2 separate regions of the Mus musculus genome follow, and region 1 is linked to region 2. The links are chromatin loops, found by intact Hi-C in ENCODE. Cell type or tissue: left cerebral cortex. All regions are shown on one strand.

Region 1 (8,000 bases), 74 kb before region 2:
CATCTTTCCAAGCTTCTACCTTTTCGTTTTGAGACAGAGTCTCTGGAACTACTCAAGGAGGAGACCTGGTTGGTTAGTGAGCTTCAAGGATGCCCCTGTCTCCACCTCTTCAGCATTGTGATTACAAGTATGTGCCTTAACACCAAGTTAAATTCTAGCAATCATATTCAAGTTCTTGCATTTACAAGGCAAATACTTTACCAACTAAGCTATCTCCCCAGCTCCATCTCATTCATTAAAAAAATTAATGACATAGTTAATCATTTATTGAAGAGTAATGCCAGGCTCAGTGAGCAAAATAAACTTTATCTTTGTCCTTGTGCAATTTACAGTCTGTTGGAAAGGTTTATGACACATATGTTATAAATTTCTGACATTATAAATCATAATGGGGAAGGAAAGATTATGTTCTAAGAGCAAATAACAAAGAGCAGGATGTTACTCTGACATTTTCTGCAGACAGAAAAAAAAAATGGTGTGCAGGCCATCAGATTTTCATGGCCGAAAAATGCCAATCTCTTATTCAGAGTGTATTGTTACTTTGTATCTACAGTAAAAGGCTTATTATTGAATATGTAGGACTTCATGCCTCTCTAGTCATAAATGAGATTTAAAGGTATATTAGTAGACCAAAACAGTTATTAAAGAACAAATATATGATGATAATGATTCTTACTGAGGAGAGATGCAATGCTTTATGAATGTATTTTCTCTTCAGTGGCCTAAGAGACCTGGAAGCTACTACACTTACCAGTGAAGCTAGTGAGACCTAGAAAGGTGACATAATCCTTAGATCATCTGCTGACTCACTCGCTAAAGACTAAACATAGGATCCAGTGGCAACGAGCTACCATTTCTGTCAAATTTTATTTATAAAAACAAAAGATTTTTTTTTCTCACACATTCTTTTGGCTTTGTCTCAGGGCTTTTTCAGATTTGACTTGTGACTTTCATCTCCGTTTTCTTTCTTTTTCTTTTTTTTTTTTAAATTTTATTTAGTTAGTTTATGTGTACTGGTGTTTTGCCTGTGAGTTACTAATGCGTTTGCGATTGTACGAGGGATAGTTATATCATGTTAGGCGTATTTACAACCTTGTTATTGTTTCATGTGAACATGAGATATTATTTGTGTCAAGTTGACAAGGGATGGATTGTAGTGGCTATTCCTGGTTGTCAACTTGACAATATTTGGAATGAACTACAATCCGGAATTGGAAGGCTCACCAGTGACCCTTATCTGGAGGCTTGGAGATCCTTATCTGGATCTTGGTTTGAAGATCTTGAGCCATAGTGGCTATGGATTCCAGAAGATTGAATCTCCGAGTTAAGGAACACACCTTTAATCTGGGCTATGCCTTTCATCTGGGATTAAAGGTGTGGTGGAACACACCTTTAATCTGGGCTACACCTTTTGCTGGAGACAATATAATGTGATTTACCGATGGTTGCAAGCTGCCATGTGGTTGCTGGGAATCAAACTTGGGTAATCTGGAAGAGCACTAAGCCATTTCTGCAGCTGACGTCTCTCTTTCTATATGTGTATGTGTCTTATATAGTATAACTTTACACATCCAATACGCATATTCTTTGTAGGCTCAGAAAAGGGTTTTCTCTATCACATAAATTTATGTATGTTCATAAAATCAGCTAATGGGTTTAAATAGCCAATATCTATCCTCCCTCCCTCCCTCCCTCCCTCCCTTCCTTCCTTCCTTCCTTCCTTCCTCCCTCCCCCCTCTCTCTCCTTCTCTTTTTCTTTCTTCTTCAGACAGACTCTCGCCTGGCCTTGACCTCTCTATCCTCCTGCCTCAGCCTCTTGGTCTTTGGAGGTACAGGCACACTGTGCCCTGCTTTGATGGAATTTTTACCTTTAGCTCTCAATCTGTCATCCCAGAGCATCTGATATCCTATTGACTACTGGACTATCACCTCTGTGATAACAGGGGGGGCAAACAAAGCATGTGTTTGTGTCCTGATGCTAGAGTTGACCATTCTGAGTTCTGTAAGCAAAAATGAGATTGAAGTGACCCAGCTCTTACAGCTGAATATTTGTCAATTTTGATTAGAGCCGATTTACCCCCTTTCAGTCAAAATTGGACATCATGATTTTGTTGAGGAATCTTACATTTTTTTTTTTCATTTTTAAATTTTTTTTCAGGTATGTTTTGAATCTGTGTCAAAGCTGCTGACTAGTTTCTTCTTTTCTTTGTATTCGAGGCTTTGTGATGTGGGAAAGAATTGGTCTTTTGAGTCAGACACGCCAGGGGTTAAATTCTGCTTGCCTTAGTAATTAACTCTATAATATTGAGAACATTTAATAACAAACCGACAACGTATCCCATATCATTATATAGTGTTGTTTTGAGGATTTGATGAGTTTGAGAGAAAGGAGAGAAGATGGACAGTAAAGACTGATAACAAATCAGGAAGGCGAGCTAGCAAGCTCGCTCTGGTGCTGCCTTCATTTTGAACCTTCAATTAATAATAATAATAATAATAATAATAATAATGATAAAGATAATCTATTAAACAAGAAATGTGTCCCAAATACTAACATAAATAAAGAACACTTATGGCCAGGGAAATACAATTTATTAGAAAACCCATCAGGAGATTATTTTGCCTCTGAAAATACTCAATACAGAAAATGAGATCCCAGAAGCAACATGGCCCAAACCCCCATAGTTTGAAATCTTAAAGATTTCAATAGCACTTTCATAATGGAAGATGTTCACCTGTTGAAATCAGTCAAATGGCTATTCATCCGGATCACATAAGCAAAACCTTGATTTCTTGCCCTTAAAAATAAAAGTAGGGTTTCCATGGCTTAGGTCATCTGCCTATTTTAACATTGTGAAAACTATTGAGACAAGCAGGTGGTGGTTGGGCAGTTCCTGGGGTTTTCAGTATGAGGCGTCAAGCAAGGGAGCCACAGGTCAGCAGCACCTTGGGACACAGGGCTCCTCACAGCCTGGCTGCACATAGGTGGTGAGGTTGACAGTCAGCAGGTCTGGGGTTGGGTGGCAGGAGTTGAGCAGGAAGCAGGTGGGCACACAGGGCTGAGGGATGTGGCAGGGTGGGGGGCAGTTGTCACAGCAGGTGGGCTCCAGCTGCCAAATGGTGTGTGGGCAGGTGCTGGGCAGGCAGACTCCACAGCGGCAGGACTTGTCTGAGGAGCAGATGGTGGTGGCAGGGCCGGTGGGGACACTGCAGCAGCGGGCAACACAGCAAGCCATGGTGCTGGAGTCTGCTTGGCTTTGGTCTTTCAAAGATGAAGTTTCTGAGGTTCAAATGTGTCCTCTCAGTCTGGACTGTTTTATACCTTCCTCAGTGGGTATGAGTCCAATCAGAAGGCTTCCCTCCTGTCCTGTTTTGTTTGTGACACCCTATTCCACTGAGATTATCTAATCAGTTTGGCATTTTTTTGTCTATTAAAACTACCTGCCCTTATTAATTCAGTTGGAGTTTTGACTCATGGACCTGCCATTTTGTCAAAATACCATCACAGTTTACCTTTACAGAATTCTGGGCATGCCCACACTTGTATGAGTTATGTGTAATTTGCTCAAGTGACAACTCATGGGCACTTTTAGGGTTTAAAATTTCTCAGTTCTTCTAAGTTTTCAATAGTATGCATTGTATGATGTCACATGTATGGAAAAGTTCTAGAGAAATTAGCTCAAATGATCAATTGGATACCTCTCCACTCAATGAAACCATCAAGAACATGGCCACTTATCTATAGCTATCTCACTGACAATGTACACTTCCACCATTTCTTTTATTTATTGATAATGGAATTCAGGGTCTCCTGAGCAAGCAATGGGGCAGAATGTTGTGGTGCTAGGTTTTTTTTTTTTTTAATTGTTTAAAAAAAATGCTGTTTTGTTTTGTTGTTTGTCTGGAGATCTTTCAAAGGTGGTATTGTATTTTATTTTCCTACAGCTTCACTATTCTTAAAGATGAGTCAAAGTATAAAAATCATTGGAAAGAGTAAAAAAAAAAACCAAAAAACCCACGGCTTTCCTTGATTCTATGTCATGAAAAGAAAACTAACCTGGTCGTCATTCATTTTCATGTGAGTGACACACACACTTACTCTTCACAGAGTTAACGGCGGGGTTTAGATGGCAATGCAAGGTAGAATGAGGGACTTCATTAAAAAAAATCATGTTAGTGACTTTCATCTGCATAGGTGTTTGTACTCCCCCCTTGGAGCTTTGGCTGATAGTACATTCCATTGAGAGGCCTTCTACAAGATCCCTCACTTCAGCTGGCCTTGGCTTGTGTTTGTGTTTCCTGTAGGCTGAAGGAGAGACACAACAATGCCTACTGTGCAACGGTTCTGACATCTTCACATATCTCTTCAGCACAAACCCCTCAGCCAGTGCAATCGAAAGCACAGATTTTTTTTTTTTAAACATTTGGATGGCAAATCATTTTTGGTTAAGTGCAGAGTACAGATTCCTTGGCCTTGGTGGGATATTGTTTCATCCAACAGGACATGTTTAAAAGAAGAAGGATAACTGAGAAAGCATTAGAACTCGATGTACTGTGAAGTGCCATGCTTGACCGGTAGGAAGAGCAGACGGCTTGCCTAATGTTTGGATACAGAGCTTTTTCTGTGAAGAAAGATGTGTGGTGTGTCATCCCACTCAGATTCCTGATTTATCTGCAAATGTCCTGTCTTCATTCTCTGCTTTTCAAACCTACTCATTTTCTAGGTTCTGGCTCACATCCCTTCTTTATAAATCAATTTATCAGGTGTTTCCATAATTTTCCATACTGTCCCTCAAGTTGACCTGCCTCATTCTGCCACATATTGCCATTTCCCTTATCTCTCTTTCTCATGCTTTTTTTTTTTTTTTTTTTTTTTTTTTTTTTTTTTTTTTTTTTTTTTTTTTTTTTAGGTTTTTTGAGACAGGGTTTCTCTGTGGCCCTTCCATGTTGGGAAATGTATCCTTAGTCTTGTTTATTTCTTTCAAACACTTGAGAAGACACTTGGGCATCAGAGGCATCTGAGACATGCTTGGAATGTGAGTGTGTGCATGTCTAATGATCAGCTTGGCTGTGCCTACAAGGACACATTTGAGTTTGTTTAAATATTCAGGGAAAACAAAAGTTAAAGGTAGGTGCTGATCTTGGAATTTAAAAACAATTCTAAGCTCAGTATGAATGTGTTTTATGAGTCAGGCAGTCTCCTGCGTGTATCTGCGTATCCTAGTGTGACTTCCTTTCAGCTATGGAGATTTATGTTGATGTCATCAGAAAGCATAACTCTGCTGTACACATTTATAGCTTCATGATGCTTGTGTCAAGAGTCCTTGGGTAATTATAGCATCAGACACCGAGACAACACAAGATTTGGGGAGTAGAGGTGTTTATTTACTTTTAAAACATGGGGATCTAGGAGAACAATTTTTCCATTTACCTGAAATCATTGCTCAAAACACAGAAAGAATACTTCTGTAAAAATGAAGCCTCAGGGTCAAAACGTATTCCAAAGTGCCTCACTAAAGCCATTTGTTAATGCAGCCGTCAGTGGCAAACTTTGTAGATCCTTAAGGCAAGGTAGGGAAGGAAGCTTTTTAAGTGCTTTCATTTAGCAGCAAGAGGGGTCACACTCACAGGGTTCAACACAGGTGGAAACAGAGATCCCCTTCAGGTTTGGGGCAGGGTAGCCCTTGTTGAGCAGCCAACACGATGACACATAGGAATCAGGCACACAGCAGGATGGGGGGCAAGTGTCACAGCAGCTGGGGTGAAGGAGGCTGATCTTGTGTGGACAGGTACTAGGCAGGCAGACTCCACACGGACAGTATATGTCAGAGGAGCAGAGGGTGGTGGCCGGGCCAATGGGGACGATACGGCATCCTTGCAGATAGGAATTGCAGCCGGTCATGGTGACAGTGAACCAGGTTTTGTTGCTGAGGAACGGCGTTCTTCCACAAAGTTGCCCTTGGAGGGCCTTTTATACCTACCTATTTCAGGGACCATGGCCTCAGTCTTCAGTCTGCTTCCTTGTTGGTGTTTGCACAACTCCACACAAATAACGCAATGCCTTCTTTATCAGCCACGGGACACACACTCCTGAAGTTTTATTTGGCTGTGTTGCTTTACCCAAACTTGCTTCCTGCTGCAGTTTTTTACTTCTTTCTTCTTTTTTTCTTTCTACCAGACACATGGTGGTGTCTTTGATGGATCGGAGGGAATAAATGAATATTGAAGACACACAACATGATTTGCTTGGAGACAGCAGAGCTTGTTAGATGATTTCCCATATATTACCACAACATCATTTGGACATGGAAACAAATATGAAAATGAGTAAGTCTTTAGTTTTATAAGGTGCTGGTTATTTTAACTACAGATTGAAATGAATTAAAATACAGTTTTATTTTAGATAATGTGTAGTCTGGAAAATGTACACTTGCATTTTTTTTGTAAACCTGCATGAAAAGTTTTTGCTTTTCACAAAAGCGAACCTGCTGACCCGTCTCTTCCATTGTTAGTCATCATCAGTCAGTCAGATCCACACCTTTTTGCAAGTGCCTTCCACTGTAACTCTGCTAGAGTACTAATACTTCATGGTTTTAGTTAGTGTGTGACCACAGTAAAGGCCATTGGTTAGCAAATCCATTCACTGGAAGTCAGGTGCTCACTGAATCTCTAGTATGTTTTGTAAAAGCATTTTTAAAACAATGATAATCTTTTCTCTATTCTGGCTCCCAAATGAATGAGACAGACTATAAGATTTATTTGATAAGCTTTACAACACAGTAGCTGAGCAGTCACTAATCTATTCTATTCCTCTATGATAATCTGGCTACCTTCCAGGCAAAATCCCTGAGATACTTGCATTTTAGTATGGGTCTGGCTCTCTCTGCATCAGGTATGATCCCATAGAGTCTCTCTGACCCTCTCCTTGTGGTAAATTCTCCCTCTCTTTCTCTCTCCACATCCCCTGACTGGGATTGGAAGTCAGCCCTATTCTCTCTTCTGCTCAGCCATTGGCCGGTCAGCTATTATTGGCATGTTAGAGAATAAATGGAGAGCAATCTTTACACAACATTCAGGCAGGAGATCCTTAGGGTAAGCATTACAATGCCATGTCTAGACTGCAACCAGATATGGGAGCAGAGAAATCAGCATTTGAGTAATACAAGGATAATCATTACATAGTACACAATAACATTATGTCTACAATGTTCTAAAGGGTGAGGAGGAGTCAGAAAAATAGAAGATACAGATGGTCCCTCTCCTTATACAGAACATGATCTGATGGATGCCACTAGTAATATTTTAGCATATGATTCTAAAGACACTTAATTAAGAACTTGGTAAAGCTATGGAGTTTCAGAGCAAGTGAAGAGAAAGTTTTAGAGCTCATTACATTATAACTTATGAGTTGTCAGGCCTACATAAAGTTATTTAATTTATTTGTACTTCAGTTTTTCAACTGCAAGTCTAGAAAATATAGTAACTACCCACTATAGTCTTATTACTATGATAAAAGTCTCTAGCATTGTGTGTGGCAAGAAAGAAAAATGATTCAAGGCATGGCAGATGTTTCTGAGGCTGCTACGAGAAGTCCCATAGGTGAAAACTCTATGGTGGAGGGCTGGCGTGACCGAAGAAGCTTTGGTGGAGGAGCTGGGCTAAGGCCTTTTATCAGAAGTATTTAGAAAGACATGCATTTCCTGAAAGAAAAGGCAATGGCTTCCCCATCAAAACTGCCCTGCCCCACCCTCAGCCATCACTAAATTGGTCAGTCCTACTCTTGTGCCTCTGTTGAATGCCATATCTACCCATAGTGCTTTGCTGTATAGTTTGGTTCACAATCTTTCCCCCCTAGGTTACAATCCCTTTCAAAACAAGGACATCTTATTCATTTTGTTATCTCCAGTCCTAGCTGAGTGGTGAGGTGATGGGGTCGGTTGTAGAGGCTGGAACATGTGAGTAAATAGTAAAGGCAGGGAGGTATCAAGCAGTGGTGAGTA
Region 2 (8,000 bases):
GCTGGCAGCACACAGACTGGCAGCACTGGGGCCTGCAGCAACTGGGTCTGCAGCAGCTAGACACACAGCAGCTGGGCCTGCAGCAGCTGGACACACAGCAGCTGGGGCGGCAGCAGGTGGTCCTACAGCAGGTGGTCTGGCAGCAGCTGGGCTGGCAGCAGCCTTGGCCACAGCTCTCCTCAGAGCAGACAGAGCCACAACAAGAGTTGACCATTGTGTCAGAGGTGGAGATTCTGGGTGGGTTTCTGAGAGAGTGAAGATGTTGGGTTTGGAAGTCTCCTTGCCCCACGCCCCCTTTTATACCTCGCTGAACACCTCATATGACTACATCATTATTTCCTTGTTAGTATTTTCCTTCTTGGAAAAGTTAATTATTTAATTACATAATTGTAATGTTTCTAGTTAAATACTCCAAAAGAAAGAAAACATGACATTTCTTTTTCCTGATGGCTCCTGTGTTTGCAACTGAAACACTGTTCGCATTTTTTTCCATAGTGGGTCACCTGTTGCTACAAGTAACTTGTCACAGGACTCTCTGGCATTTTGTTTTTTAAACGTGGCATTCCCTTCCATCCGTACATTCCTTGAAAATCATAGAAATGCTCTTCCACAAATTCCAGTATGCCTTTTGCTATCAAGGAGTGTTCCTCCCAGGTGAGATTAGAAGGAGTTAGAAGGAAAGGCCATTTAGAAGGAGACTGTCCATCTTTCATGAGAATGATGGTGATTTTGTGTGTCCATTAGAGGATCTGGGAAATGTGCAGACCTGAGAACATTCTAAATTATCAGATCTCATTCCAGTCTCTTAAGTCGAAGAGCTTGGCAGTGGTGCAACTACCTAGAAATAATAGAAACTCAGTTTTTTTGTATGTCTTTCTGAAGAACGATTAAGAGTGGGGAAATTTTATTCATCTTTTAATCATGAAACTGCACAGTAGATTTTTTTTTGCTCACCAAGACATTAAAAAATGTACAGAGTAGGTACTATATTTTATTAGCATTTTATCACGTTTCTCTACCTATCCACCTGTTTATTTATTGTGTGTGGGTACACGCGCCATGTGGGACCTGGGGCCGGAATTCAGGTCACCAGGCTTGACAGCACATGCCTTTACCTGCTGAGTCTCTGAGTCTCATTACTGGTCTGAAATATACACATTCATACACGCACACACACACACACACACACACACACACACACACACACATACATGCATATATACATATATATACATATATGCATATGTATGTGCATGTGCATATACATGTACATATTTTATATAATATTTATACATTTATAAATATATATTATGTAGACTTATCAGGTCTATATGTTGCCAAGTCTGATGATCTGAATTCCAACTCTGGAATCCACATGATGCATGTACCCACACTCACACACATAATAAATAAATAAATAAATAATAAATAGATGAATAAATAAATAGAAAGATAGATAGATAGATAGATAGATAGATAAGTAGGTAGGTAGATAAATGTGACAAAATGTTACTAAAGTATAGAACCTACTCTGTACGTTTTTTGAATGACTTGGTGAGTGAAAAACTTACTGTTCAGTTTCACGATTTAAAGATAAATAAAATTTCCCAACACTTAATCCTTCTCCAGAAAGACATACAGAAATATTTTATATAATATATAATATAAAATACAATATTATATTTTATTAATATATAATATATTTCCATATAATATTATTAATAATATATTTTATATCATAAGGCTGTAATGCATACCAAAGGATCTTAAATGAGATAAGCAATGACTCATAAAGGGGAATTTACTTTTGGTCAGAGACTGTTGTGGTGTATGTGTGTGTGTGTGTGTGTGTGTGTGTGTGTGTGTGTGTGAGAGAGAGAGAGAGAGAGAGAGAGAGAGAGAGAGAGAGAGAGAGAGAGAGAGAAAGACTTTGGCAATATATATGAAAGAGTTTTTGCTGACTGTTCTTAGCACAGAACAAGTAGCCCTTACTCCTTTCTGTGAGTGGTTGGATAGGACACAGGCAGAGGGAAGCATTTGGCACAAGATTAAGACTTAATCTTAATGCAATGACTTAAATGAAGCAACTAAAATCAAAATATGCAGTATATGAATGTGTCCCATGTACTCTTGGTGGGAGTGTAGTTTGTAAAATGTCCCTACATATTAGACACTGTGTGGGTTGTGTCTAGGGGGAATAAATTGTAAAGTGTCACCATGAATCAAACATTGTGTGATTATATTTTTTCTGTTTTTAACAGTTCTATGAAGTCTACTCATTCTTCTTTTGATAGAGGAGCTTAAAGAAGCACAGAGAGGCTAAAATCAAAACATCTGCCCAAGAGGAAACACAACGTGAGCTGAACCTGCCTCTGAGTAGCAGAAGGAGAATGAAGAATTAAGCTTGGAGCCTTTGCTGGAGGTGTTTTATCTTCTTGGAATGCTGCTCAGCCATCAAGGCTCAACAGAGATGTTCTTTCCTGCGTGGTGTCTGTCCTGCTAAATGGCCCTCTCACATGTCATGACCCTCCTTGTCAAGTGGTTTGTGGAATGGATGGAGGCATAGGAGCAGGGCATTGTATAGACTGAAGAAAAGACATGAAGTAGTTCAAAGGTGACTGTTTATTTATCTAATCCATAGCCAGATATTCATACTGCTTATGAGGCGTTTATAGTGCTGTCACCACATAAAGGCTATGTGCAGGAAGCTGCAGAAAACTTGATTTGCAGGGGAAGACTCGTTTACAGATGTCCATCAACAAACACACTGCTCAACTCACTTGTCTACAGCCATAGGGCAAGGGTAGGAAGGGAGGCACTAACCAAATCATAACACCTATTTTTTTTTATTGCCCCAGACTTCCCAGTTTTACTCTTACTGCTAGGAAAACTATCAATTAGGCGAAAATATTTCTGAACGTCCCCTGACTTTGCTTGAATTGTATACACTCTAGAACCTTGAACAAAGACTCCATCCCAGAAAGTTCGAGAGAGGAAATGGGGAAAATGGTCCAAAGAGGAAGGAAAAACCCAAAGCATTTGTATTAATGATGAGATTATACTGTGGGCAGAGGCTAGGTGTGTGAGTGAGTGATGTTTGCTCACTACACGTATGGTTTAATAAGGCTGCACTGCATACCAGTGGATCCTGAATGAGATTAGCAATGACTCACAAAGAGAAATTTACCTTTGGTCACAGACTATCGTGTTGCTTTAAATTCTAAAGACTCTTTGTGTGTGTGTGTGTGTGTGTGTGTGTGTGTGTGTGTGTGTGTGAGAGAGAGAGAGAGAGAGAGAGAGAGAGAGAGAGAGAGAGAGAGAGAGAGAGGATAGAGAGGTTATCCTAGAAAGGTATAAATGATAAATGTTAATTGAATAAACTTAATAATTTTCTTCATGGATTATGTGCAACGAGTTTCTGCCATCATGCTTGTATTCTTATTTCTACGAGGCACAGGCAGATTGAACATTCACTTTAATGAATAGTTACAGCTCTCAAGTCATCGATCGTGGGCAGGTTTTTGGAATAGATGGAAATCTCCAGAGAGCATGTGCTGAGGCAGAGATCGGCATGCTGAAGGCTCATGGGGACATGTTCTGGGGATCAACTGTCCTGGAAGGGAAGGAAAGAGATACTGGGATTAGATACTGGGACAAAACAAAACTGGAAGGATACCTCACGGGCAGGCTAAGTCTGTCTTCTGCGGAGTTCAGAACATGGAATGACGTGTTTGAAGCACGTCTAAATTCGGGAGGGAAATGTGCTTTTTGATCATGCCACCCGGGAAAGGGGCAGCCTTGGGGAAATGTCACCACCTTCAGCAACTGCAATGAGTTCTGCCCAGTTTTCATCCACATTACCTGTCTGCCTCAGAGATGGTCTTTCTATGCAGAAGGATGTATGTCCCACTGATAATCTGCCCCCGGTGAAGCCTGGATGTGGACACAGGCTTACCACACTTGACTCTGGAGTAGAACATATAATGATATTGCTAAGCTGACCACTGGTTGTGTTTAATTCCCTCAACATTGAAGTCTGAAAGGTCATGTGGGCTGTGTGCAGTCTTCCTAGATAATTCTCCCTGTTATGTACTCACGGCTGCTTCATCATTTTTAATCCTACTCCCCTAAAAAAAAACTACCAAGCAATTAATTTATCTGAAACAAAGAAGACTTTCTAGAGAAAACGAGGGAGTGATCAACACGCATTTCTCTCAGAAGTTTGACTCATATATGTTGTCTGCTTTTTTTTTTAAATTTACTTTACAGCCCACTCACTGCCCTCCTCTGATCACCCTCTCCCACAGTCCTTCCTCAATTCTCCCCCTCCCTTTTTCCATTGAGCAGGTGGGGGGCAGGCCCCTTTGGTATCCTTGCTACCCTAGCTCTTCAGGTGTCTGTGAGGCTAGGTGCTGCCTCTCCCACTGAGGCCAGACAAGACAGCCCAGCTAGAACATATCCCTCACATAGGCAACAGCTTTTGGGATACTCCCCACTCTAGTTGTTCAGGACCCACATGAAGGTCAAGCTGCGCATCTGGTACATATGAGTGGGGCAAGCCTAGGTCCAGCCTGTGTTTGTTCTTTGATTGGTGGTTCAGACTCTGAGAGCTCCAAGGGTCTCTGTTGACTCTGTTGGTTTTCACATGGAGTTCCTATCCCCTTTGGGCTCTGCAATTCTTCTTCCTATTCTTCCATAAGAGTCCCCAAGCTCCATCCACTGTTTGGCTATGGGTGTCTGTATCTGTCTGAGTCAGCTGCCGCGTGAAGCCTCTCAGAGCACAATATGCTCCTGTCTGCAAGCAAAACTACCTCAAGACTCAGCTATACCACTCCTGGGCATATACCCAAAAGATGCCCCAACATTTCACAAAGACACTTCCTCAACTATGTTCACAGAAGATTTATTCATAATAGCCAGAAACTGGTAACAGCCTAGATGTCCCTCAACTGAAGAATGGATAAAGAAAATGTGGTTCATTTACACAATGGAATACTATTCAGCTAATGAAAACCAAGACATCGTGAATTTTGCAGGCAAATGGATGAAACTTGAGAATATCATCCTGAGTGAGCTAATCTAGTCCCAAAAGGGCATGCATGGTATGTACTCACTGATAAGTGGATATTAGCCATAAAATACAGGTACCATGGTACACTCCACAGACAAAAAGAAGCTAAACAAGAAGGAAGGCCAAATGAGGAAGCTTGAATCTCACTTAGAAGGGGAAATAAAATATTCATAAGAGGCAGATGGAGGGAGGGGACTGACAGGGAGGGGAGTTGGGGGAGAGGAGTGGGGGTTTCGGGTTCAGGTGAGGGGAAGGACAGGAGAGATGGCTAGATGGCCACGAAAATGAATGGAGCTCTGCAACTGATGGGGGTGTGCTCTGCTTTTTAAGTGTACCAAAATACAATTCTCACGTGGGCAGAAGTTTGTGAGATTTTTGGGTGTAGTTTTTGATGTTACTAGGAGACACAATCTCACAGCAAATTCCCTGATCCTCTATTTCTTAAAATCTTTCCATCTTCTCTTCCACAATGTTCCCTGAGCTGTGGGTGAGGGAATGTTTTTTATAGATGTATCTGTTGGGACTGTGCTCCACAACTCTGCAGAATGATTGGCTGTGGTTTTTGGTAGTAGGCTCAACCTATATCTGGGAATATGTGTGTGCAACAACTGCTGAAAAGAGAGGCAGTAGATTTGAAGGAGAGTAAGGTGGGATATATGGAAGGATTTGGAAGGAGAAATGTCATAATTAAAATACAATCTCAATAAATAGCTAGGTAACTAACTATTTAACTAAGATTAAAAAAAATACATTTACCCAGGAAACATATGCAAAGGCTTCAAGGTTTCTTTCTCTCTTTTTAAATTTTAATCCCCCCCCCCACTCTGTGTGTGTGTGTGTGTGTGTGTGTGTGTGTGTGTTTGCAGTTGCCACAGCATGCATGTACTCAGAGAACCACTCATGGTAGTCAGTCTCCTCCCACCCCGTGATTGCCAGGTTTACAGCTCTGATCAGCAGGTTTGTTAATTAACTAACTGCCTTTATCCACTGTACCATTTCACTCACCCTCTTTTTTTGATTTTTTAACATATTTACATATATATTTTTAAAGAAAGAAGCAGTCGCATTCAATTTTTATTATCCTTGTGTTGGATGTTTATTTTTGTTACACAGAAGTAGTAAAGTATGAAAAATCTTTGCAAAAGCTATAAAAGACAATTAGTGGATTTTAATGTCATGGGGATTAAAAATGCATACTCATCTAAGTGCCAGGGATAATTTAAATTCCTCCAGCATGATGAATAGATAAAAATACAAGGTGAGACATGTTGTGGGAGATCTGTTAAGCTATTTGGAGGTATTTGATAAAATCATTTTAAGCAAGAGTTTTGGACAGAAGTCAGAATGTTCACACGGAACAATTGCAAACAAGTCTGACTTCTGGGACTCAGGAGATCAAGTCCCTCAAACACTATGCACTTTTTAGAAGGAAGGACTTCATCTGCTGAGATTGAAGAGATAAATGGCATATTCAAAGAGATTTAGCAGCAGGGGATGGCACAGCACATGGGGCGGGGGCAGGTGGAGATGACACAGGTGGGGCGGTAGCAAGTGGTTTGGCAGCAGACCTGACCACAGACTGGTCTCAGACAGCAGCAGGGGCGGCAACAGGGGCGGCAGCAGGGTCGGCAGCAGGGACGGCAACAGGGGCTGCAGCAAGGGCTGCAGCAGGGGCGGCAGCAGGGGCGGCAGCAACTAGAACCACAGCAGCTGGAGCTACCACAGGAGGGTTGACAGCAGCTGGAAATGCAGCAGCTGGGGCGGCAGCAGGTCGGCTGGCAGCACACAGACTGGCAGCACTGGGGCCTGCAGCAACTGGGCCTGCAGCAGCTGGACACACAGCAGCTGGGCCTGCAGCAGCTGGACACACAGCAGCTGGGGCGGCAGCAGGTGGTCCTACAGCAGGTGGTTTGGCAGCAGCTGGGCTGGCAGCAGCCTTGGCCACAGCCCTCTTCAGAGCAGACAGAGCCACAAGAGCTGACCATGGTGTCAGAGGTGGAGGTTCTGGGTAGGCTTACAAGATGGGGAGAGTTCCTTGTCTAGTCTCTTCCTTTGCTGTCTCCTGCTTTTTATACCCTGCTGAGGGTCACATGACTCTTGTTTATACTATGGAAGATCAGTTAGTTTGAGTTAATTAGTTGTGTTATCTATATATAGAAAAAGCTGCTTCCTTTTCCTGCTATATTCCAAGCTATCCAATTTGGCAAAGCCCAAGAGAATCAACTTTCCTTTTCTCACTTTGATATTATATCCCCTAAAGTAGACACAGTCCATGACTTGTCTCTTTGGGTTGAGTGTTCATTGCTTATTTCTGGTCTTATCCTGGGGAAATATGTTCAGAATGGACTTTATGGTGATTGTATCTCTGGCCACAACAGGTTAGAACTGGGTCTTTAGAGATACAAGTGGGAAAACAGGATGAAATACTGTTATTTTGGGAGTGTGAAGGCGGGTGGAAGCTTGTAATCAACAAAGAATACTGTATTTCTCAAATAGTCTAGTTTAGGGAGGGTCCTAGCAGTTTTGTCTTATTTAATCTCTCAAAGGTAAAACAATCTTGCAGTGATAATTACTTTTGAATAGCAAAAGCATGTTGGCATGATGGGTCCTTAAAAATTATTAAATTTTTAGTTTTATGTTCATCAGAGTGGGAAGAGTTAAAGGCATATTTTGATCAGCCTTTTGGTAAGTCAACAAGCCTAGTGAATATGTACAAGTAATGATCTTAATATATTGTCTACATGCATGAAATTCCTAAAGAATAAATGAAAATAATTTAAAAAGCTGTGTCTTGTTCATATTCTGAGTTATTTTTCTCAATAATGTATATTGGAGAAGTTTTTGCTTCAGATAAGACACAGATAAAGTCATAAGCATTCTTTTGCAGATAACTAAGGGAACATGATACGTACATGGTAAAGAGCTTGTC

The links. Hi-C counts contacts between places; a loop is a spot of excess contacts. Peaks named below come from ENCODE experiments on the same cell type or tissue, not always from the same donor. Only the 100,000 strongest peaks of a DNase experiment are listed, where the experiment ranks them.
Region 1: it touches region 2 in a loop (2.9-fold over the local background); 2 of 42 quality-filtered maps call a loop at or near these places.

Annotation. Positions count from the first base shown.
Region 1 is chr11:99,553,565-99,561,564 of GRCm38, forward strand. It overlaps Krtap3-2 (keratin associated protein 3-2), which reads right to left and starts at 3,289. Exons shown (of 1, transcript NM_025720.3): 1 at 2,259-3,289. The coding sequence starts at 3,236. The coding sequence ends at 2,937. In left cerebral cortex, a CTCF peak has its summit at 4,583; DNase peaks (open chromatin) are centred at 4,613, 5,234 and 5,837.
Region 2 is chr11:99,627,969-99,635,968 of GRCm38, forward strand. It overlaps Krtap4-1 (keratin associated protein 4-1), which reads right to left and starts at 271. Exons shown (of 1, transcript NM_001048196.1): 1 at 1-271. The coding sequence starts at 214. Krtap4-2 (keratin associated protein 4-2) reads right to left here and starts at 7,116. Exons shown (of 1, transcript NM_026807.2): 1 at 6,146-7,116. The coding sequence starts at 7,056. The coding sequence ends at 6,553. Gm32730 (a long non-coding RNA gene) reads left to right here. Exons shown (of 5, transcript XR_880207.2): 5 at 2,262-3,291. In left cerebral cortex, no CTCF peak of the experiment used is centred here; DNase peaks (open chromatin) are centred at 4,800, 5,546, 5,954 and 6,504.